Linked DNA regions of Mus musculus: all the other regions are linked to region 2. Evidence: chromatin loops called from intact Hi-C (ENCODE). Cell type or tissue: gastrocnemius. All regions are shown on one strand. Region 1 overlaps Pde4d (phosphodiesterase 4D, cAMP specific). Region 2 overlaps Pde4d (phosphodiesterase 4D, cAMP specific). Region 3 overlaps Pde4d (phosphodiesterase 4D, cAMP specific).

Region 1 (8,000 bases), 140 kb before region 2:
ATTCCTTAAAGTAAGAGTTCAAACCTGATAGTATGCATGTACAACCCCTGCTACTCAGGAAGCTGAGGCAGAAGGAACCAAGACTCAGTGCCTGCTTGCAACTACAGAGTGAGTTTCAAGGACAGCCTGGGTAACTTAGCAAGATCCTGCCCCAAAACAAATGTATTTAAAGGTCTGAAATATATTCAACAGCTTACATGAAGTTCTGTGCTCAATCTATAGTACCAATTATGTACATACACCATACACCACACACACACACACACACTCGTACACATGCACAAATAAATAAATGCCCACAAATGCCACTAGAATACTTTTATCAATAGAATATAAGATTAAATTATGATAATAATTGTAAATAGTCATCACCAATATGTAGCAATAGTTAATATTTATTAAATGACTCACTGTGCAAAGAATTTTAGAGCGAGTATCTCCTAGTTAATATCTATTTTGATTCAGGAAAGGGAGTCACAAGAAACACAAACCCTGTGTTTATAAAGAAATTTGAAGAGGATTCCAATTCAAGCCCTATGAATCACAGACGTGATTCCCCCTCTACCATGCACTGAGAGATGCCAAAAGCCCACCAGAAAGCAGCACTGACTCCACAGTGTAGCTCTCAGTTCACGAAAATATCATTCAACTGATAGTCAGACATTAATACATAATAATAAAATAAAATTAAACAACAAAATACAAACAACTAAGCTTCATCCCAGCTGTGACTCCAAAGCAGCTCAGCCATCCTGATGCCTTCACACCACACAACCTTAAACTAAATAACAGAGAAAGGAGTAAAAGAGCATTTGTGTACTTTTTGATCTAGAAATAGAATTCTGAGCTATAGTTAACTAAAGTGCTTACAAACAAGGCACAAGAGGATGGCATTCATCATCCACTTCCGGGTGTGTGGACAACAAGCAATGGAAACAGCATGTCACAGAGATATCCACAATAGTCCCCACACAGACTCACTCATCTTAAGTGTCTATCAATAGGTGGAAATATGCCTACCTCATAGGATACTACTTAGGTTTTAAAGAGAGAATCATTTGTTGTAAGAGGTATGAACCTGAGGTAGGCTATGCTTAGTGTAACAAGGCAGACAAACAGTGTATGACATCACATGCACGTGGACCCTAAAACAAAACAAAACAAAACAAAACAAAACAAAACAAAACAAAACCATGAACTTACAGGAAGAGAGTCTGAAGTGTTAGTTACAGGGGCCAGGAAATAGGATTGGGCTTAAAAAGCCTTATGGGAAATAAGTTCATGAAATTTATAGCACACATTGCTGACTATGACAAGCAATATGCACAATTTTAGATTTCCTCATCACAAAAGCAGTAACTAGATAACGTGATAGGTACATTAACAAACTCAATCCAATGTTTAGATTCATATTAAAACTATTATTGTATATCTTAAACACAGACAATGTCTCTCCTTTCTCTGTTATTTAGTTTAAGGTTGTGTGGTGTGAAGGCATCAGGATGGCTGAGCTGGTTGGGAGTCACAGCTGGGATGAAGCTTAGTTGTTTATATTTTGTTGTTTAATTTTATTTTATCATTCTGTATTAATGTCTGATTATCAGTTGAATGATATTTTCACGAAATGGGAGCTACACTGTGGAGTCAGTGCTGTTTTCTGGTTGCTTAAATACATTTAAGAATGAATGAAGAGCCTGATCTTTGAATCAACCCAACCAAATCAATCCTTAAGACCAGGTACAGTGGCACAAGCCTAGCACTTGGAAAGTGGAGGCAGGGGGATCAGGAGTTCACTATACAGTACTCAAAGCCAGCCTGGATGACATGAGACCCAGTTTCAGAAACAAGAAGCAAAGCTAGGGAGATGGATCAACCAGCAAAGCTTGCTTCACAAAGCTGAGGGCTTCAATTTGACTCCTAGAATCCACATAAAAAAAAAATCCAGGCATGGGGGTTCATTCTTGTAATCACAGCGTTGGAGAAGATGGACCCCTAGAGCTCCCTGTGAGGCCACCCACCCTACTGTATTTGGTGAGCTCCAGACCTGTGAAGAGCCCTGTCTTGAAACAAAATGTGTATGATGCCTAAGGAAGAATAGCTAAGGTTGTTCTCGGGTCTCCACATGTGTGTCCTTCATGTCCACATACATGTACCTGCACTCACGTGAACATACATACATGCATGCATACATACTTGCACGCATGTGCGGGAGCGCACACACACACATACACACACATACCTCAAAAATCAATAAGTAAGCACATAAATTACCAAAGCATAAATCCTTTGTTTTTGCTTCACGTATGTTCAGATCTTCATTAAGAATGTGCATTGAAGGCTAGAGAGATGGCTCAGTGGTTAAGAGCACTGACTGCTCTTCCAGAGGTCCTGAGTTCAATTCCCAGCAACCACATGGTGGCTCACAACCATCTGTTTCAGGGTCTGCTGCCCTCCTCTGGTGTGTGTGAAGACATCAACAGCATACTCACATTAAATAAATCATTTAAAAAAATCTGCATTGATGATAAGGCATAAAACTGAGAATTTATTACACAGTATAAGCAAACACTCTGTGGTCTAACATCGAATGTGTGCTGTAAAGATAGAAATTTTGGTTTCATGAAGGAAAAATACATGATACTGAATAAGCTCTATGTCAGTGCAAACATAATCCACTCTCACATTTGCAGACAGAAGTTTCAAGCTTCAAAGGAACTTAGTAAATGTTTGTAGACAGGAGCACAAAGCACATCGTACTATTTTGCTTAATAAAGACTGATGCATCAGAGAAAATTATCCAGGGATGCTGATGTCACAGTTGGCCACAGGGGACTGTGAGTCCTAGGCTGAGTTTGAAGTTCCTGACAGGAGGCAAAGGGCTGAGTACCCAGAGGGAAAGAGGCTACACAAGTGCCCTCACTCTGTGTTCTAGGAACAGGCTCTTCTTTCATAGTGTACGTTATTTGACAGGTCTTCCGTTTACTCTTAACGTCATTGGCCCTGTTCTCTTGGGTTTTCTCCAGAAAGCTCGTCTGTGTGGGAGATTTACGGCTAGGGAGGGCAATCTCCTTAAAGGTCTGCCTGCGGTGGAATGGGGCCAGTTAAGTTCGAAGAAAAGGCTTAAGAAAATAGAGAAGGCTTTTTTTTTTCCCCCTAAGTCTGCTATGTGCCCAGAGTGAAGGACAGACAGGATCTAATTCTCCAGACTCTGCATGAATGGATACTCTCACATTCCCACTCCAAGACAAGGAACCAGGATCTGAGAACCTGGGTTCAGAGCCAGTTGTACCCTTGGCAAATGGCAGAGATCATTAGTTTCCTGAAGCTAGCCTGAAACCTAGAGTTTGTCAGGCAGAGTGGGTACACTGGTCCCGGTCAAAGTAACAGTAAATCTAGACTGTGGAGAAGTGTTGGAAAGTTTCATACTCCTTTGGTTAGCTTATCCTTTTCCTGACATTATGTTTTTTGTGTGTGTGTTGTAAAAGAGAGAGAGAGAGAGAGAGAGAGAGAGAGAGAGAGAGAGAGACTCTCATATCATTAAAAATTAAGCTGACTATATATTTTAGTCAGAATTGCTTTGTTATTGTCATTTCCATGGCAAAATAAGCACTCAGAGACCTACGTTGGTCTCTATGGTGCTTTCTTGACATTGTAATGGGCCTTGAAATCCCAAGGCATGGAGATGTGCTATGTAGCTAAACAGGGACCTAGGCTTAAAAAGCAAGCAAGCAAACAAGCAAGCAAAAGAATCCACTGTGTTGTTTTGACCATATTGTTTCCTGCTTGCTCGAATGAATTTGGACTATCATAAGCTCCTCAGAAGTAAATACCAGAGTCTCCAGAATAATGCTGCCCAATAGAAATACTCCCCCCCCAATCTCCTGGGGAGGGAGTGGCGGGGGGGGGGGGGGTTGACTATGGTATCCACTATCCACAGGCAAATGAAACACAAGGCATCCTGAAAGCCTGCAAGTACCATGCAGGAACAAGCTGTGTGTGCAGTCTTGCTCTTCCTGGCTCACGCATGGTGGCTCACAGGTGGACTGAGAAGGACTTGGTCCACATGATACCCTGCATTTGCATTTCCCTCTTGTATTCGCAGAAGGTTGGTTGACTTGTTATGCCTCTGTTTCTACTTTCTAGACTTGGCTTCGAAGGAGAGGGTTGCTGCGACGACTGATGTGTGTTTAGCCCTGCCTTTACAGTATTTTTGGAGACAGAAACCTCCTTTTGGACCCAAGGTTGGGAAAAACCCCACTAGTCTCACAGTGATTAGGGGAAAGCTGATGCAGGGTCTGAGAGACAATCTAGTAGGGAATACCAATCAACGAAGAAGCCTTTTTACCAAGCCCAAACCGAAGCGTTCAACACACCAGAAGTCTGCAAGCAAAGCTTAGGGCCTGCTCCTTTGACTTGGATTTTCTGAAGCAAAATTATACTTGCAATGAGGCCTTTGTTCCCTGCATATCTATGATAGAGTATCTCCATGTTTCCTACTGCAGGGAGCTAGAACGATTCAGTGGCACCCCCTGGTAAAGCTTACCTCCAGGAACATACTACAGAACTACTGTTCTATCTGCAGCTGTGTCTCCTTATACGGCTCAGAGGATGATATGGGGAGAGACTGAGAATGGCTTGCAAAGGAGCCAAGACCGACAAGCAAAATACATATTTCAAGTGACTGATATGTAACAGAGAAGGCATTTATGCTGGTGTCTCAATATCGGCTACCTCTCTCCTTTCCTGGCTAGGATTTAAAAAATAATAAAGGCAAAAGTGATTTTTTTTTTCTGTCTTGTTTTCATGGATCTGTGTTGCCTTCAAAATGACACCCTAAATGGCATAGCTGCTATTCCTCCTGCTCAGCCAGTTAACAGAGTAAGCCTCAGTCAAGCACACCGGCCAGTTTTACGGTCCTTCCCTCAGAATGTGCTGAGAAGCACCCACCAGGGGGCTCCTAGAAAAACCAACTCCTCGCCTTCTCCAAACCTGCCACCATCTACCTCTTTCTAACCATGGGTCACCAAACTGTAACGTTCAGAAGGTTTCCATCCTGTGATACACCGGAGCAGGGTTCAAATCTCTGTCCTCTTCAATGCCTAGAGGAGAGTGAGTAAGGCTTGGAGAACAAAGTGAGTGCCACCAGCGCCAGGTCCACAGCTTGTTCAAACCATATGTTCTTTGCAAGTTGAAGGGGCCAGGGAGAGGCCATTGTTTTGGCTCTAGTTCTTCTCTTTGGGGCTGAGATAAATGGAAGCCCCATCCAGACTAATGGGATGGCTTTTCCCCTTGAAGATGGTGTATATGTTGTCCTGTCATTAGTTAGGTGATAATTCACATATTGCTCTCAGAGATCCCGTTCCTTTAAGAGGACGCTGGTAAATGACCCAGCTCTTCCTTAACCAAGACAATCCTAGCTGCCTTTCTAGCAGGAATCTGATGGCTTATAGGAGTGTCAGATAATAATTTTCATTATTAAACAGCTTTTACTCCACATTTATAAAAAAGTAGGTGTTACATTTCATAAACAGTGAAGTGGTAGGATTATTATTCAATCAAGTGCTTACTTTTTTTCAAAGACTTACTTAATGCCCAGTGTCATATGGCTTTTATTTTATTTTACGTATAAAAATAGTTTATTACTACACAGTTTCCTTTAGATTTCCACAACCTAGGAAATCTTAGGTGACTGTTTTTTCTCAGTTATTTTTTCACCACTACAAGATTTATGGAAAATAATATGTATGAAGATTAAAAAAGAGAGAGAGTTGGTTCAGTGGGTACAACCACTTTCTGTGCAAAACTGAGGACCTGCACATGGATCGCAACACCCACATTTAAATACAGCTAGGTACAGCTAATTGCCTGCCTGCAAACCCAGCAATGTGGGGAATGGGGGACAGGGATCATTAAGGTTGCTAACCAACAGTCTAGCTTTCAATGCAGGGAAAGACACTCTCTAAGGAAATAATACAGAGAGTGATGGACCAGATGTTGTCTGGTCTCTGCCCATGCACATAGGACCTGTACATATATGTGCATATATATCACACTCACACATAAGCTCACACATTCATACAAACCTGCAAAATAAAGACATTTGTAATCTGGCATGGCTATAATCCCAGAACTGGGAAGGCTAAGTCAGGATGATGGCTGTGAATTCAAGGCCAGCATGTATTACACAGATCAGTCAATCAATCAATAGATAAGGTGGGGGGAGAGAAAGAAACTTGTATGTTAAATGTTAAAACAAATTCCCCTGGAGATGGGTTAGAAACACATAGAAATAAGACATTCGTAAGATAGTTTGTCCAACTGCACTTTTCTCTCTGATTTAAGACAAATGTTTCTCTTCTTATATCTTCTAAGGTTTTGGGAAATGCTTTTACTTTGTCAGTGGAAGCTGGGATAGTAGAACACATGCCTCAAACACTTTGTTAATTTGAAAGCTTGCAGTGCATTGCAATAAAACCAGCCATCGTGACAACAGCTCACAGTATTAATGCCTTCACCTGGACGTTTATTTTGACCATGTTAAAGGCAATTAAAACATTGGGTTTGTAATTAAATTAAAAATATAAAATATATGTTAGCTAATATATTAAATTGCGTAGTTTGGAGACTAAAAGATCAAGCTTAGTTTGCATTTTGACATTACTCATTTTTATGAGTCTGTAATAAAATAGCTCCGTTATTGAAAAAAAAAAGTAGGAAAAAAAAAGACTTAACAAGATAGAAAGAAATAAAGTATGAAAAATGTTAGCTTGGTAGCCAGTGTCCTTTGCATACTTTGCCACCAGGCTTCTAGAAATCATAAAGATCTGTGTCACTCTGCACTAACATTGCACAGTGACAATAATACCAGTGGTCAGCTACAGAAGCAGAAGAGTGGGCCACCTAGACTGTACCTGAGACTGTGTGACTTTGGATGACAATAAAGGATCTGGGAAACCAGGTGTCCTCAGGTGAACCTGATGTCACGGCTCCCCTCCCCCACCCAGTAAGCTGCGTCTCACATGGCTGGTCTTGCTTCAATCTTCAGGATATAAATAAAATAAATACATTTACATAGAGCTTTTCAAGCTCAGTTCATGGTGCTTCTGATGTCTCAATTTTATTTACGAGACTCCCTTTGCCCAAAGAAATCGCCGATAGTTCCAATGAATAAGTAGTTAGGTCCAAACAATTTCATAAGGTTCCCCCTAACAACTCAGGACCCGTTTAGCACTGTACAGCTTCCTACTGCGAAAGGAGACTTTTCTTTAGCAATTGCTTTTTATCCATCAATCGCTGAAAACCCAGTTTTATAAAGACATGATGACTTGAAGGGCTGCTATGATCTAAAGATGAAAGCAGAAAAAATATAAAGCTGCTAGTGTTAGAGGTGACTGACAAATATTTTGGTTTCCTTGAGGAGTAAAAGCATTCCTCCCACCTGTGTGATTTCCCTCTGGGCATCACTGCCCCTGGTCCCATTAACCTAACATCCTCAGCTGGGAGAGGTCTGGAATGGGGAAGGGTGGTTTGGCTTTGATAACTTCCTACTTAAGTTGATGAAAGATGGCTCTCAATTGACAAATCAGATGAGTTTAAAAAATTTAGGAGTATATGTGATGCTAATCTGTCCTCAAGTTCACTATATCTGGAATCAACTAAAAACAGAAGCAGCTCAACCCATGTGAAAGGTTTTCTTGATTGGATCATTTGAGGTGGAATGAAACACTGTAAACCTGTGAGAGGGTTTTTTGTTTGTTTTTGTTTTTTGTTTTGTTTGTTTGGTTGGTTTTTTTTTTTTAACATTCTTGTTGCAGTGTTCATCTCCCCTGCTGCTGAGACATTCATTCTTTCCCAGGTATTAGGAACCTCTTCTGGATTCTAACATAGACTTCTGAAGACCAGCAGCTCATTAGGACTTCCCAGGGTCAATGGCATCAGATTGGGATTCCTCAGACATCCAGTTCCCTGAACTGAACAACTACCAGACTCTTGGCTTTTCT
Region 2 (8,000 bases):
TCTGATATCTGACCCCCAAAGGGGTCTCGACTCACAGCTTGAGAATTGCTGATCGACAAGGATTCAAGAGGGATGCTACACATGAGAGAATACAGCATGAGGTCAGACTCACACCCCACCACCATTCTCCAATATAGCACATAGCACTGCGTGATGTCTTTTCCAACATAGGTTTTAGATGGCTATATTATTACATATATTTTATTCAGCTAAGCTTTTTGTTCTAACTGTAGATGTGATCTAGGATTGTTTACCTTTCTTTCCAGGGTGCCTCTGGGTTTGTGAGTAAACCCATTGCAGGTGTGAAAAGCTTAGACCCCTTGCCTGAGAATGCATAGCTATTGCACTGAATTAAGGACAGACAGGGCAATGCTACTGTGAGCAGGTGAGAGGCAGAAGTGAGAAAGCATTGACCACACCCAAGGCTTCTGGTGATGAGCAAGGACTCTTTCTTATCTAGTGTAATGTAAGGTATATTGCAGTCTTCTGTTACCTGAAAGAGTGTGTACAGAAAGAAAACATTCTATGCTCAGTTTTCTGCTGGACTCTGAACTTCCTGTGGCCTTGAGAGCCTGGGACTGCCATGTAAAACAAAGCTAAATACACATGTGAAATGAATTCTTTCAGCGTTCTTAGAAGACAGTCTTGGACTCTGTGAGGAGTAGGAGTGTGTGTGCCAATGACTGGAATGTAAATAAATGAATAAGTGGATAAGATGTGGAATGAAAAAAAAAAGACAGTCGCAGGAAATTTCATTATTTTGCTCTAAACTCTGCCTTCCTTAATGTAATAAATATTTAATTCTGTTTTGTTCCAGAAAAGACTCAAGCTCCTCCGTTTCCTTTGGCAATTAGCTTAGATAAGCTGGCTCACCCATTTTTCCACCTACACAGTGCTCAGTAGCAAATCCTTATGGTTCTCACAACTCTCTTTGTACTTGAACTTGGCTGAGACTGATTCATAGATGTGATCATGCATTTATCACTTGAGGGTATCGACACACACTTATCATATTGTTTATCTGTTTGTTTTAAAAAACAAGTCCAAATGACTATTTAAATCTGTCATTTTATTTATGTCAATTCATTTAAATTTTTAAAAGGGAGTAAAAAAAATGTATAGGATTTAAGAACTTAGAGATACGTGAGCAAAAGTTGCTGGAAAGAGGCTATGTTCTTCACTAAACCTTCGGCAAGGTTGATGAGTGGATTAAAACATCAATGACCGACTGTAGGGGGTTTGGAATGGACAAGTCCAGGGTCAGATCATCTTGGGCTACCTTCAGCCTTCCTAGTAACCATCTAGTGCCATTCTCCGTACCTGACCTAAGATCTTTCTGACAATTCGGTACATCATTTGGAATGTCTAAACAAGCACCTAGCTGCCACAGACCTAAGGCTTATTAGCCTGTAGCTCTGTATTTTTAGGTCCCACGCCAGTTGTTTGTTGGAGTTAGTGAGCGTATTAGTGACATCTCTATTGTTTTGACAACACACCAGGACCAAGACAACTTGAAGAAAGGGTTTATTTGGGGCTTACAGAGAATGATACATTCTGTAACATGGTAGGTACAGTGTGGGCGGGGTGCTGAGAGCTTAGGGCTCACATCTGGAACCACCAGGAAGAAACAGAGACCTACCTGGGAATGACATGCAGATTTTTTTAAAAGTCAAAGTCCACTCCCAGTGATATACTTTCTCCAGAAAGGCCACAACTCCTACATGTTCCCAACAGTGCCTGCAACTGGGGACCAAGTATTCAAATGCCAGGGATTTATGGGGAACATCTCATTCAAACGCCTAAAGCTAGTTAGTTTCTGTTCCAGCTTTTGACTAGTCCATCAAGTTGTCCAGTTTTCTCAATCTTTAAAATATTCAAAAGCTTTAAAATATTACAGCTCTAAAAATGAGTTTTAAAAGTGAAAAGTTTCTATATACTGAGAAGATAATTCATTCTACTTAAAAAAATTATAAAAACAGTGAACTGAAGTGTCCTAAAATTTTGCTTTGTGCGATGTTATTTCTGAGACTTCTTGTTGTCTGTGTGCCAGGACATTCTTAAGAATTTTGGGTCTAGAAGTCCAACTTAGCATAGATCTTGGCTCTCCTGTTGCCTGTCCTTAGCTTCTATGCACATATGTCCATATGTAGGGAAAGACAAGAATGGGGTGTGTGTTAAAGGGAAAGAGATGTATAATGGGAGAGAGGAGGGAGAGAATTAGGGAGAGGGATTGTGCATGAGAGAGAAAGGAAGATGGGGAAAGGGAGGGAGGGAGAGAAGGAGGGAGGGAAGGAGGAAAGGAGGGAGGGAGAGAAGGAGGGAGGGAGGAAGAAAAGAGGAGGGGAGGAAAGGAGGAGGGGAAGGAGGAGGGGGAGAGGAAGAGGGAGGAGGAGGAGGAAGAGGAGGAGGAGGAAGAAGAGGAAGAGGAAGGTCAAGAACACAACTAAGCAAGCACTATCTCTCTTTGACACGTTCTAGTACTCTCCACAGAGCACAGGGACAACGTATACTAGATATTAATTTTATATGCTCTTCTCGCTGGCCTTGCTTTCCCAGTCTCCTCTCTCCAATCTCTGGCCACTCTCCTTTCTCAGTGTATGGTCACTCTTCCACAATGTAGAACCTGAGACAAATCATCCCCCTCTGGGATTAGCAGGTTGATTCTCATGATGTATCTGCTTGGCTACAAGATTCCACTCCAATAGTCTCTGAAGCAGAATGCAGTCTCATACCCTGATCCTTGTCTCTAGCACTGACCTAAGCATCATGTCCAAAACCACGGACATTGCGATGCTAAAACAGGCTCCTGTTTGAACAACACACATTAGCCCAATGTGAATGATGAATATTCATGAAAGCATGTTTAGAAATTACAGAAAAATGAGATGAACAAGAGAAATGAAAATCATCCCTACTAGAACTAAATTGGAAATCTGGCTCATTTTCATTTTTGTATGTAAACAGATGCGTTTATGCATCTAATTTTAATATTTAATTGAGATTTTTAATGTCTGTGATTAATTTTAGATTCTATTCTACTTCTTATTTTACAAGAAGCATTTCCTCATATTATCTAACATGTGAAAATAAAATTAGTAGTTGATGCCTTGATACAATACCAAAATTTATCTAAACATTAGTTCATATGGTATATTTATGTTCCATGACATCCATAGTACAACTAATTTTGGATGGTTATCTTTGAACACTTATATTTTTAAAGTCTCAAAAGATCTCTAAAATTCAAACCCTTTAAAGCAGAAATAATAATAAAAAAATAGGCTTAATTTTAGAGCCTGAGGTATGTAATGATTTTTATTTATTTTCCTAAGAAGAATACCTTGAGTTAGCTTAAAAATTAATGTAGCAAACTACATTTGTATGCATGATTCATACTTTAAAAAATTTTGCAAATGTAAGATCATTTGACATAACTTGCTGTGTGTTACAGGGAGTTCACTCCATGATAATTAGTCAGTACTGAGAATAACAAGACAGTGATTTCTTATACGATAGGAAAATGAAAAAAATCCCACCATGAGTAGTTATGTGGACCATATTTTATAAAAGGCTGAGAGCGATAAAAGTGAAGGAAAGAAAGCCAGCCAGGAGGTTGTTATTAAAGAGACCCAGAAGTCAGCCGCTGCCGTTTCTTGTGCTCTGTGAGGACTAGAGAGCTGCAGGTCAGCATTTCAGAAAAATCATGCCCATGGGGGCACAAGGCTTTACTTGAGGCAGGTTTTCCTAATTGTAACGTTCTGTTGAAGAGAAGTCCTTGACTTAAACATATCCTTTTGTGCCCTCTAGTGTTTGAATTCACAAACACTTCGGAGAAGGTTAACTCAGAGTTCAGATGGGACTACCTTGCTTTTCATTCTGCAATTTAAAAATCCCTCGTTTCACAAGAACAGTCAAGTTGCAATACCACCTACCACTGAGCAAATCTTGCCGCGCCTGCCGCCTTCATTTTTAATGAACAAAGCCTTATTGGCACATGTGCCACAGCCCTCTAAAGGGTCATATGTGGACAACTGCATTTTTTCTTCAGGACAGAGTTGAATATTGACTTACTGGCTGACAGTGCAAAATCTTTTACTATCTGGATTTGCATCAGGTGACCCTTGCTTGGGCCAGAGAATTCAGTATTACGTTAGAGACTGTTAACATTTTAGAAATTAAAAAAAAAATGCCATTCCTTTCTATCAACCCCCGAGACCCTAGTAAAAATAGATAGTTCTAAGTCAGGCAATTGGCTTTTGGTTCGGTGACCAAGCACTTACTTCCTTAATGAAACGCGAGCTGTCATAATTCTTGTAATATGTGCTCACTGAGATGATATACACCTGATCCTGATGACTTTGTTGCGATTATATCAGAAAGAACAAAATAAGATCAAAGGTCTTCACCCAATAAGACCAGAGCCAGACAAACTTTCAGATCCTTGTGCTAACTCACTGTGGTAGCAGCTTCCTGTCCTTAGGATTGTACCCGAGACAACCAGCCAAGCCAGAAAGGTTACACACAGTTTGGGGGCATTCTTGACCACGCCAGTTAGCCCTGTTGTTTTGGGTGAGACAGCATATTTCAGAGGGACTGTGGGCAAACCAAACCACTCATTGGCAGAAAAGGCCTCAAGTTCCAGCACCCCTTTTAAGGGTACATCCCAGTGACCCAAAGAAGTATGACAGGGATGTATCTTTTAAAGGTTCCTCTGCTACTCTCTAGATCAGACACGTCTTTATTACAATAGCCCTTTCGGGACACTCTAAATGCAAACTGCAGCATCCATATATTATTGATTAGCCGGAACACAACTGATCAACACCTCCATTTTTATACACTTAGAAAGAAAGCATTATTTTATGTTTAGATATACACACAGTATTTCTGTACCCTAATATACCACTTATTACAAATACAGAGTGTATCTGAATTTGTGTTTGAGGCAATTCTTATGCGATTGGTATTTTATGTATATCAAGGGTAGAGGGCACCAAGAGAAGGTGGTAGCTCTGTGTGGGAACGTCACTGGCTATTCAACTTATCTGGTTCAAATCGCAGGTCTTCTCATGGCTCTTTCGTGTACCTTGTACCTTTATTGAAATTCCCCTCCCCCATCACGTTTGAAATGACCACTGCATAGTTTATTCAAGCTTTTCGTAATGTTTCTCAAGAAGGGAATGCATTTTCCCTTTCTAACTTTAAATCTGATTTCCATTAGAATCCTGGTCATCACCCTTCCACCCCCCACCCCCGTCAAAGATACACAGAAGCAACAGCCTGGCCAGACAGTTTATACAACCCTTTAAACATACACCCAAGCACAAGACACTGCAGAGACTTACAAACATCCAAACCAAGTAATGGAAACCAACAGCATTGCTTCTAAGCTACAGTAACGACAGTGAACTTTCTTGTGAAGTGTCAAGAGAAACGAAAATAAAATTCAGGGCAAATTAACACCATACCTTCAATCCACAAGGGGGAAAAAAAGTATCCAGACTTACCTGAAAAAGAAAAAGAAAAGCAATAAATCTCAAAATAAAGAATTAAATTTATAATAGATAATGCAATTTTTTATAAGTATGTAGTTAGTTCTTAAACACAGTTTTCTGTAAATAACAAGTTACACTTTTTAAAAATGTATGTCAACGCCAAAATGGCTGGCAGTGGTGTTCTCTAGTGACCAAATCTGCCACTGTGTCTCATGAAAACTATACAAAGCCCCTGACCACACTACTTGTCCCTCCCAGCAGCCTCACTGGCCATCTAGCCATTGCTGGAAAGCAGTAAGGATCTTCCAGCCACTCCCCACCCTCTGTGTGCTCTCTCTTGTCTGTGCACCCCCAAGCCCCCATGAGTATCTTCAAGTCTTGCCTCTAGGGCCTTCTTTACAACAAAGACTGCCTGACTTCCTTTCTGGAAATTCCTAGCATCTGCCAGCCTAAGCTTTTAGTTCTTCTCCATTTACATTACATTTCCCATGGCATTTATAGCTCCGTAGCCCGCTGGAAACATTTACTTAATTACGTTTATGAGTCTACCTGTCCTTATGTAAGTTACGCTAAATACAACCTTCCTAGATAAGCTACCTTTTGTAGAAACTGGGGGGGGGGGTGTTCTACGTGTTTTATTCAATATTGAACACCTAGGACTGCAAAATGCATAGGAAAGAGAAGCTGTTTGAATAACCATTTCTTTAAGGAATGGAGGAATGGATAAAATAGCCACGAAAAAGCCAAATGTATTTCAATGTATATAATAAAATTTTAATTTATACATTTACTCAGAAAAAACCATTTTATTGCCATATCTTACGTGTATGTTTATAATGTAAGTAATCTGTGTTCATTACATATATACATATTTAGTTCAATGTTTAGTTAGAAATAAATCATTTTACTAAACAACTTCCATGAGAAGAATTGTCGTCATGGCTGTAGCGGCTGGCTCAGTCTTTGCAGGTTTAACTCACTGCTTCAAGGCCCTGATAGCCTTTTGTCATTGAAGCCTTAAGGCCAGCTCTGGCCGACAAAGTACACACATCAATAAAGACGGACTTGCTCGTGGGACTGGTCGAGCTCACTAGCACACCCATCAGCTCTTCTGACTTCAGTGAGGTCGCTGTGGAGCAGAGCTCCCAGCTGATTACAAGTAGCTCCAGGAAACGAGAGAGGAGGATATCCCAGTGTGGAGAAGGCTAGTCCCTCAAGCAGGAGAACTTAAACTCAGTCTCCAAAACCAAGCTAGACATGGGCCCGGACCACAGCTTACACCAGAGCTACGGGTGGAGGAGGCAGGGACAAGAGGATCTTGGAGCTCCAGCTTTGTGGTAAAGCCTTTTTTATGGGAATAAAGCAAACCGACATAGCAGGACGTCTGACATCTTCCTTTAACTGCCACACACTGGGACACTCACATTTATAAACATTCAGACAACACACATGCACAGACATGCACACACACACACACACACACACACACACACACACACACTTGTGTGCAACCAAGAATAAAGAAAATAAAATCCTTTGCTGGTATATGATTTGGAGGGGGGCATTAAGGCAATGATATACTCATCACAATGAACGGAAGAATTATGCACATATATTTTAGAAACCGTGCCAAAAGCTTGGAGGAATAAACATCCACTATAATGTGTGTGTGTGTGTGTGTGTGTGTGTGTGTGTGTGTGTGTGTGTGTATGGGGTATATGTGTGTATTTGAGGGTGGGGATGCACACTCCAATGACATCTATGCACTGGTAAGAGGAAAACTTGAGGGAGTTCTCTCTTTCCACCACATGGGTCCCAGAGATTAAACTCAGGCTTAGTGGCAAGCACTGGTACTGGCCGAGCTATCTGGGTGTAGCTTCTCACGTTGTGTTGTTCCTTTGGGGGCTAGAACCCAGGGTCTCACACATGCTGAGCAAGTTCTGCCAAGGTCCTATGTCCCCAGCCCGTTTGGGTGTCTACTCTAAATACTCATTCTCAGATTGCTTCGATTACGTTGGTTCTTAACTCTACAATCCAAACTTGTATGCTCACATCCTGTCTTTCCTCTTAGTAATTTGAGCTCTCCCTTCTTAAGGGCCCGAGTCTTTTCTGATCCCCGCCCCCTTTTCTTACTTAGCTGCATTACAGTCTTTAATTAATTAAGTGCTCTGCACATATATTAGCATGGTTTGTGAATTATTACTGTGTGCGACTTATTTACTATGAACATATGTTGCAGCTTTGGCTTTGTAGTGAAGCACTTTCTTGCTGTACATCCCTCAGATGATCAGTCAAATCGGATAATCTGTTTCTTGTGTCTTTCCCTTTGGGATCTGGCCTTGGTGCCCTCGGTTGCAGTCTGTACTTTCTGGTTAGGTGGTTTCCAGGTATCCCGGCGATGCTCTTATATCCTGCATTCCTCTCTGTTGTCACTTGTGTTGGACTTGTGGCTTACTTTAATAATTCAGGAAACAGCTTCCTGTTTCTGTTTAATAGCTGGTCACA
Region 3 (8,000 bases), 120 kb before region 2:
ATGAAGGGAAGATATTACATCTGATTCTTGCTAGTAAAAATTACAACGTTGAACTAGAGATGTAGTGGTATCATGGTTGCATAGTGTAACACCCTGAGTTTGAGCACCAGCACTGAAAGCAAACAGACAGACAGAAGACAGACAAACAAACCCATAACTGTAAACATAACATTGTGTTCACATTCTTATATTCCTTGGCTTTTGACAACTTAAAAGGCATAAGTTTTTCAAAATCTAACTTCATTTAAAAAAAAATAGATCATTCTGCAAAGTAGCTCTGAGCACAGAATTCCTGTTTAGAAAAAGAGCAAATTTATAGTAATTCGGTAAATATTTGAGTTCTGTTGAACAACTGCCACTGTCTGATGTCATGATCCACCTGAAAATGGGCTTCTTTTCCTTTTCACACTATTCCTATTCCATCACTTCTTTCTCCATCTTTTGCTGTGAACACATAATGGCCTTTACAGTAGTTTCTTGAATCCATTTTCCAGTCTTTATCGAGCACAAATATCTAAAGATCTTAGAATGCAAATAATACTGACTACACATCCATCAGTAGAAACCCTTCATCTTTGCTTCAGAATAAAATAAAAACGTCTTAGCTAGACTGTAGGTCTTGATCATTTCTCAATTGCAAGAAAACACCTTCTTGTCCCAAGGTACAACTTGGACCATCCGGCACTTTACAGTCGGCTCACATTGAACTACCAATCCTCTCTGGCTACTTGCTTCCTGAGTTGTTCTCTTGATTATCTATCTCTCCTTTGCTAAGAAAACCGACATTCATTCTTCAGAACTTAGCTTCTATCTAGAAGTTTTGCAAGAAATCTCAGTCTTGGGAAGTATCCTTCATGCTCCCAATGACACTGCCCTGTTTGTTCCTTATGGTCGAGACTGACAGTTAATTGAAAACACTTACTACATGGTCTTACTGTCTAGATTTTGATCTTTCACAAAATGGACTGTGAGATATCTCATCACTTTATGTGTTCTTTCAAAAGCCTTTATTGGATGGGTCAGGAACCTATTAATATTATGATGCTAAATGAATAAGGTATTGACTCCTAATGATGTATCATTATACCGATAGATTAGTGCATCTCTCATCCTTCATCTTAGGGTCGGTGACTATTTGCAATAGATGGTGAATGACCCTGAAATGCACAACTGGCCTAGGGAGAGACAGTATGAGACTCCAGCATTCCCAACTCTAAGTGGAGCATATGTCCTGTATCCCTCTTCCAAAGGCTCAAGAACAACTGTAGAAGGGAATAGGAGGAAAGACTATTAGAGCCATCAATAGTAGATGAGTACAACAAAATATCTTCTGGATACAACAGGGTAGCTGCAATATGAATTCACAGATGTGGTGACAGCATGCACAACACTTGTGCAAATCTAAAACAGACCAAAGCCCTGAATGGAGTTGGGAGTGGACAAAGTGTCCCTCTTAGCTGAGGAACAGTAATTGTGAGTGGCTGTTGAGAGAGGGAGGATCAGTTGTCTCCAAGAGTGCAGCCCCTAATAAACGTACAATGCTTCCGTGGAAAGCCACGTTATCCTAAAATACTTGGGTAGAACATATTGACCTGGATTCAGAGAGATGTAAAGGTGGGTGTGAAAGCAAAAAGGGATGAATATGAGAAGACTTGGAGGAGAGAGGGTGAATATGACCAAAACATGTTCTACCCAATTCCCAAAGGACATATCCTGTATGTGTACATGCATGTGTAGGTGTAGGTGTAGGTGTAGGTGTAGGTGTAGGTGTAGGTGTAGGTGTAGGTGTAGGTATATGTGATGTCTCTGTCTTTTACTGGGGCTAGAAGCATAGATAAATGGTAGAGTCAAATGACTGACACACAATAGGCTCTGTGTTCAACCTCCAGCACCATAACCCAGAACAGCAAACCCCTGTACTAAGTGAGGTAAATGAACATAGAAGAAATGAAATGCATTGAGTTCAGTACAGAATTTAGAGTTGGAGGACAAAAAATAGCCATATATGCAGTTTTCAGTAGAATAGTCATTAGAACCCACAGAGACTTTCTCAAAAAAAAAAAAAAGAAAAAGAAAAAAAAACTTTTCTAGTGAGACATCAATCAACATCAAACTCAAGTCTCATCTATTCTTGAGAAAAGAGAGTGACAGCCTGGGATAGGCCAGGGGGTGTGTAGCTAAAGGAAATTATTGAATGCACAAATGAATTCAAATTAAACTGTTATCAACATGGCCCCATTAGAATCTTTATCCAGAACTGAACATGCAGCTCAATTGTACAGTGCTGCCCTACATACACAATGCCCTGGGGTTTATTTTTAGCATGCCCATGTGCATGTGCAACCACTTCTTCAAACATACACACACACACACACTTTATGGCCCATTAGGTTAAAACATTTTCTAATTTTCTTTCCTAGATTTATTCATACGCAGTGTCACCTATCAAGTGTTCTAAGTAAGCTAAGCTGGGGAGGTAGGGAACACTGAATCATTGATCATCTATGCATCACCCGAATCAAACCTTTAAGCAGGAAAGAAAAGACAAAACCAACCAACCAAACAAACAAACAAATAAACAAAAAACAGGAGATGGTATAGTGTAGCTTAGGTAATCAGAAAACTGTTTTCCAACTTCAAATTTTCTTTGTGTGTATGTGGTGATGTGTGTGGTGTATGGATGTGTGTGTGTGTGTGTGTGTGTGTGTGTGTGTGAAGGATTTTATCAATTGAACCATGTCTCCAACCTTTTAATAATTTTGTTAGAATTGTGTCATCTTATAAATATATTTATTTGGTCCTGCCAAGACACTGGAGGATTATCTAATTAAACCTTCACTTTATAGACAAAGACGGTAGGTTCTGGAAAAGCTGATTGACAGAAGTCAGTGAGCTAAGGCTTTATTGTGTATTGTTCCTGAAGTCCTCCCTGACAGAATACATGATTCCACGAGGCACGAATGAGTCAGTAGCTGTGGACCAAACAAGAGGGCTTGGGCTCATCCAGGTAGGTGTGACATGCTCTTCAGCACACTGGCTATCCTCAGGACAGCCAGGGAAGGCAGGGGTGTAGGTAGTAAAGAGTGTTATCAGGGGAATTAGGAAAGCTCTTTTTGGGTGCTATTTATAAAACACACATTTTTCAAACACTTACTATGAGTATACTGTGATTAAAAACCATAAAAGCAATAGTATTAATTCAGTCCGGGCTAACCTGTGATGTTCCGTAGAGGAGTAGTAAGTAAAGTGAGCTTTTAGCATTACTCAATACGCATTGGGAAGACCCTGCTCAGAAGAGTAGTGAGGGATGAGAATATATTTCCCTTTAAGGAGAGAGTCACGGAGGATCTAAGGATGGAAATGCTCTACAAAACATCTGTGCCTGCTTCCTCTTATTCGAAGCATCTGTGCAAGCTTCCTCTTATTATTAGCAGGATGATGTTAGGGTTAAGTGGAGCAGAAGGAGGCTTCTGTCTCCATATCCTAGGAACAATAAAGAAGATGGAAGGATGGGCTTCGGGGTTCGCTTTTTCTCAGTTTAACTGGATCAATGCCAACTGAATCATTCTCCCCCCTCCCCCAATCATTAATTTATGTTTTTAAATACAATGTTCTTTTTTTTCAATTCCATTAAGAAAATCTAAACGTATATAGACGCCCTATTGTAGATTTTTGAAAAATCATATTACTAAATATCTTAAAATATTTTGATAATAATGCTACCATGGAAATCAAAACATTTACTAAGTGAGTAAATTATACCTGGACTTTGCCATTTGTTTGCAGATGTAATACAACACTTTGTCCACTAGATGGAGAGAATGCTCTTAAATATAGAGAACCTATTATAAAGTAATAGGAAGGTCTAAATTACCTATTAAAGACTCATGCAAACCTCTTAAATATTACCTAAGATAATGCCACAAAAAACTATTAAACTGCTATAAATAATTATTAAAACTATACCAATCTGTGAAACATTTGCATGAGCTTTACTTTGAAACGGAATTCATTTCTTTCTTTTTCAAAGAGTGATCAGACTAGTCTGTAATTTAGAGGTTCAAGCCGGGCGGTGGTGGCGCACGCCTTTAATCCCAGCACTTGGGAGGCAGAGGTAGGCGGATTTCTGAGTTCAAGGCCAGCCTGGTCTACAAAGTGAGTTCCAGGACAGCCAGGGCTAATCAGAGAAACCCTGTCTCGAAAAACCAAACTGAAAAACAAAAAAGAAAAACAAAACAAACAAACAAATAAAAAACCTTAAAGGTTCAAGTGACCTTCCAGCCTCAGTCCCTGGAGTAGCTGGGACTAAAGGCACACACCATGCACACATGGTGAAGAGTTTGCCCTAGGACCAGGCTGGGGAGGAGAGGCTGAGATCAGTAACTGATATTCTATTGGGCCTTTACTTTAAAATTACTCAGGAAGACATCACTGATCCTCCACAGTACATCACTCAATGTCCGTTATACTAAGCAAAGCACCATTGATATCAGTGGTAGGCTGGGAAAGCCTTTTACATTTGGGGAATGCAAGTTTTCTCAGACTAGAGTGATTTGGGAGGTAGGCATTTAGTCTGAGGTTCCATCAGCATCCAGCTTTCCAGTATAGTAAGTGCTTCTTTAACCAACATTCATCATCAAGCAAAAGCTAGAGTACTGAAAACACTTAGCTCAAAGTATTACCAAATATCAACAGTGGTGAATAACATTATAGAAAGGTTTTATATAATGAAGAATTTAGTGAACAAGCTTGCATAGTTCTTTGTTCTTAGATTAATAGTGTGTGGGGGGGGGCACAGATATATGAAGCATAACATTTCTCAATGAGGCAGTAAAAAATCTACAAAGGAACAAAGGCCAAATGAATAGCACTAGTTATGAATAGTCCCCAAACAATAAAGCATAGTGCTGTATGAACTGGGAAATCAGATATGCCAAGAGACAACAGATATAAAGGAAGCTTAGTGCAAGGAAGGAGTAGAGAGCCCAGGCATAGCTGAAGATGCTCAAAGGGGAGCAACAGAAGCAAGCTTGGCAAAGGGTTGTAGTGAATGTATTTGAACAGGACACAGAGATAGACTGCATTCATGGGCTGGCACTAAAAAGCCATGGGGACATTAAAAAAAAAAAAGTGGCAACATTGTATGGTACAGCCAACAGGTAGGCTGGGAGTGTGAATAGAAACCAGGCCAAGGCGTGCCCACGTCAGATCGCTATAAAGAGATGTGTGGAAAGATACATGGCCATTTAGTAACCAATACCCAGGTCTGAGATGTGGTAAATCTCATTACATTCATGTGGCTTCATTTGTAAAAATAAAGGTGTTCTTTCTGCGACTGTGGAGAAAGTAGAATAGCCACGAAATAGAAAATAAATCGAGAACCAAAGGAAGAGGGGGGAGCCCCTCCCAAATAAAAGGCTTCTTAACTAAACCCTTCAACTATGAGAAGGAGGGGCACACCTTCAGAGAGGTCTTGTTCGGTAGAAACAACAAAAGTCAGTTCTTGCTTCACGCTGTGGGCTACAAATCAAGGAAACGTGAGACTACCTATTATGGGCTTAGCTTTCTGAAAATTAGCTTCATTTAAACTGAGAGCTATTTTATGCTGAAAACAGAAATGACTTGAGATGAGCTGCTCGGTTTTGAAACATGGTTTCATCCACAGTCCTTGGTATTAATAAACACACACACACACACACACACACAGAGAGAGAGAGAGAGAGAGAGAGAGAGAGAGAGAGAGAGAGAGAGAGAGATGGGGGGTGCGTCAAGGAGACAAGGAGTGGTGAGTTTCCTAAGCATCCTCTGGTTCACACAGAGGCCTGCTGAATTCCCACCAGACTCACAGCCAGTCAGGTGAAGCCCAAGACACAATATAATCTGAAGCTTGGGAACGTGGCAAAAGAATCGAGGGGGCAAAGTATCCGATCATAATAACGACATTGACAATGATGATAAGTTTTGGGGGGGTGCTTTGTGTGCCCCACATTCTGCTTTCTGCATATCACATCCTCACTAATGGAAGGGGCCACCACAGTTCCCTAGTTTTTATTTAACCAAAGGCAACCCTGTGATCTAGAAAAGTGCCTCTACATTAAATAATGTGTTGGGAGCTACTCTTCACAGGTATCTGTTTTAAACCCAAACTGTCTGACTCTAGAGCCTGGGAGAACTAACACTGTACTTATGTTTGTATTTCAATGTCTCCTATGATGGTAAGAAAACAGAAGAGCTCTTAGCATCCTTACTGGGACAGACCTTTCAGTGTTAACTCTTTGAAAGCCATATCCTGGGCAACTCATGGGTCGCACACGCCAAAGGTCATTCTGCAACTTAACATTTTGCAATTTGCTAAACCTTCATTCAAAAAAAAACTTGAATACACCAGCAGGGTGTAATGCAGATTCTTCGACAGCCCATTTGGGAGATTTCTTTGCAGGATCGGAGGATTCTCTTGGGATTAAGGGAGTGTCTGGAAGTCTGTGAGGGGAATTAGCTCATGGACAACAGTGAGATACTATAATGCCCCGTGTATTCTCCCCTCCCTCCCCCAACAGCACAGGCATTCACACGTCTTACAAGAGCTGGCTTTCACCAACAGACAGTTGTAGGAAAGTGATGGTACAACTATATTGGTCCCTTGGAGGGACCAGTAAGAGTCAGGACCTGTTGGCCTGATGCATTCAGAGATCTCGAAGGCTATGTGTGGCTGGCAATCTTTTTCTATGGAGCCTTCTTTCCTCAAGAGACAGACAGAAATCAGAAAAGCTGGACAACCAACAGGACTGCGCCCAGATCTCCCCATTGGTCCATTTTAGTGCAATCAATGGATAATAGTAATGGAGTCTTATCTACCTCCGATCCAGAAGCCGTAACTGCCCATGCCTCCTGTCTACTCACCTTGTAACTGTTTGCTAAGGGTCGTTTCTCACCATTTTTTTTTCCCTGAAGGTAGATGCTGATATTCTGGTGGGAATATTTTGATTCTCAACTATCATGTGGGTCTCTCCCTGAGCCTGCTTTGTTCCTGAGTGAATTCTTCATTTCATTTCCTCTAGCCCTTAGGATCGTATACGCAATGCCAACTGCAGGGTTGTGAGGTGAGACCCAATAAGGACTACAGTGGCTAATCTCCTAAGAATCCTTATCAACATGAGTCCCCTGGACTAAGCATTCTGTTTAGAGGCTTCCTGGGAAAGGCCTGGCTGAATGCTCAGGGGAACCCTAGGACCCTTAAGTAAAGCCAGAACGAAGCAGCTGTATACTGCTTCTGAAGGTGTGTGCTCAGGATCAGGGTGTGTTCACAACACAGGCTTTGTGGTCCACGTTTAAGGTGAAGGGATTCTAAGAGGGCTTAAGTTAGAAAAAACAGGGTTAAACTTTGAGCCATGGTTCTGTTCCTTATTAGTTAGCTAAATCATTTACCTGCTAAAGTCCCACTTCCTGATGAAGAAACACAGGTAGTTCTGAGGCCATTATGAGGATTAGAAGAGAATATGGTTAGAAAGCATTTATCTCATTGCCTGGTAGTTAGTGTATGCCCAGGATAGCCAGCGGCCAATGTTTTAGTTTTGTTAATCTTTATCTTCCACTGAGATCATCCACCAAGATCATTGTCTCTATGTGAGTCACTCTGTGTGTCTAAACACAACACTTTGGTGAAGAATCTAAATGGAGACATGAGGGAGGAAGGGACATATGGGACAGATCAGGGGAGTGTGCCCTGGCCATCAATGAGGTGTCAGATGCTGGCCCAGTTTGTTCTTACAGCTTCAGCTGTTTTGAGGGCATCTACCCTCCTCCATGATACTGGTGTGGTAGCATCCTGGCAGAAGGGTAGAGACTCACCAAGGGGAAAGAACACTTCCCTGGTAGGAAATACAGAAGGCATAGAGGTCCCCAGAATTGCTCAGGCTGTAGCTGAATATAGTGGGTAGAAACAATGTGTCAGTCTTTCATCTCCAGATGTAGTGTGCGCCTAGAGGCAATTACATTATTAT

Evidence for each region. Hi-C counts contacts between places; a loop is a spot of excess contacts. Peaks named below come from ENCODE experiments on the same cell type or tissue, not always from the same donor. Only the 100,000 strongest peaks of a DNase experiment are listed, where the experiment ranks them.
Region 1: it touches region 2 in a loop (4-fold over the local background); 13 of 42 quality-filtered maps call a loop at or near these places.
Region 3: a loop joins it to region 2, with 6 times the contacts of the local background. A loop is called at or near these places in 31 of 42 quality-filtered maps.

Annotation. Positions count from the first base shown.
Region 1 is chr13:109,747,622-109,755,621 of GRCm38, reverse strand. All of the region lies in intron 4 of Pde4d (phosphodiesterase 4D, cAMP specific), which reads right to left. Among named protein-coding and RNA genes, the nearest start is that of Mir1904, 150 kb to the left of the region's middle. In gastrocnemius, no CTCF peak of the experiment used is centred here; no DNase peak of the experiment used is centred here; H3K27ac peaks cover 5,411 bases.
Region 2 is chr13:109,611,926-109,619,925 of GRCm38, reverse strand. All of the region lies in intron 3 of Pde4d (phosphodiesterase 4D, cAMP specific), which reads right to left. Among named protein-coding and RNA genes, the nearest start is that of Gm32703, 170 kb to the right of the region's middle. In gastrocnemius, a CTCF peak has its summit at 3,814 (motif pointing left); a DNase peak (open chromatin) is centred at 3,724; H3K27ac peaks cover 1,041 bases.
Region 3 is chr13:109,732,305-109,740,304 of GRCm38, reverse strand. The region is part of intron 3 of Pde4d (phosphodiesterase 4D, cAMP specific); the gene reads right to left. Among named protein-coding and RNA genes, the nearest start is that of Mir1904, 170 kb to the left of the region's middle. In gastrocnemius, a CTCF peak has its summit at 3,805 (motif pointing right); no DNase peak of the experiment used is centred here; H3K27ac peaks cover 594 bases.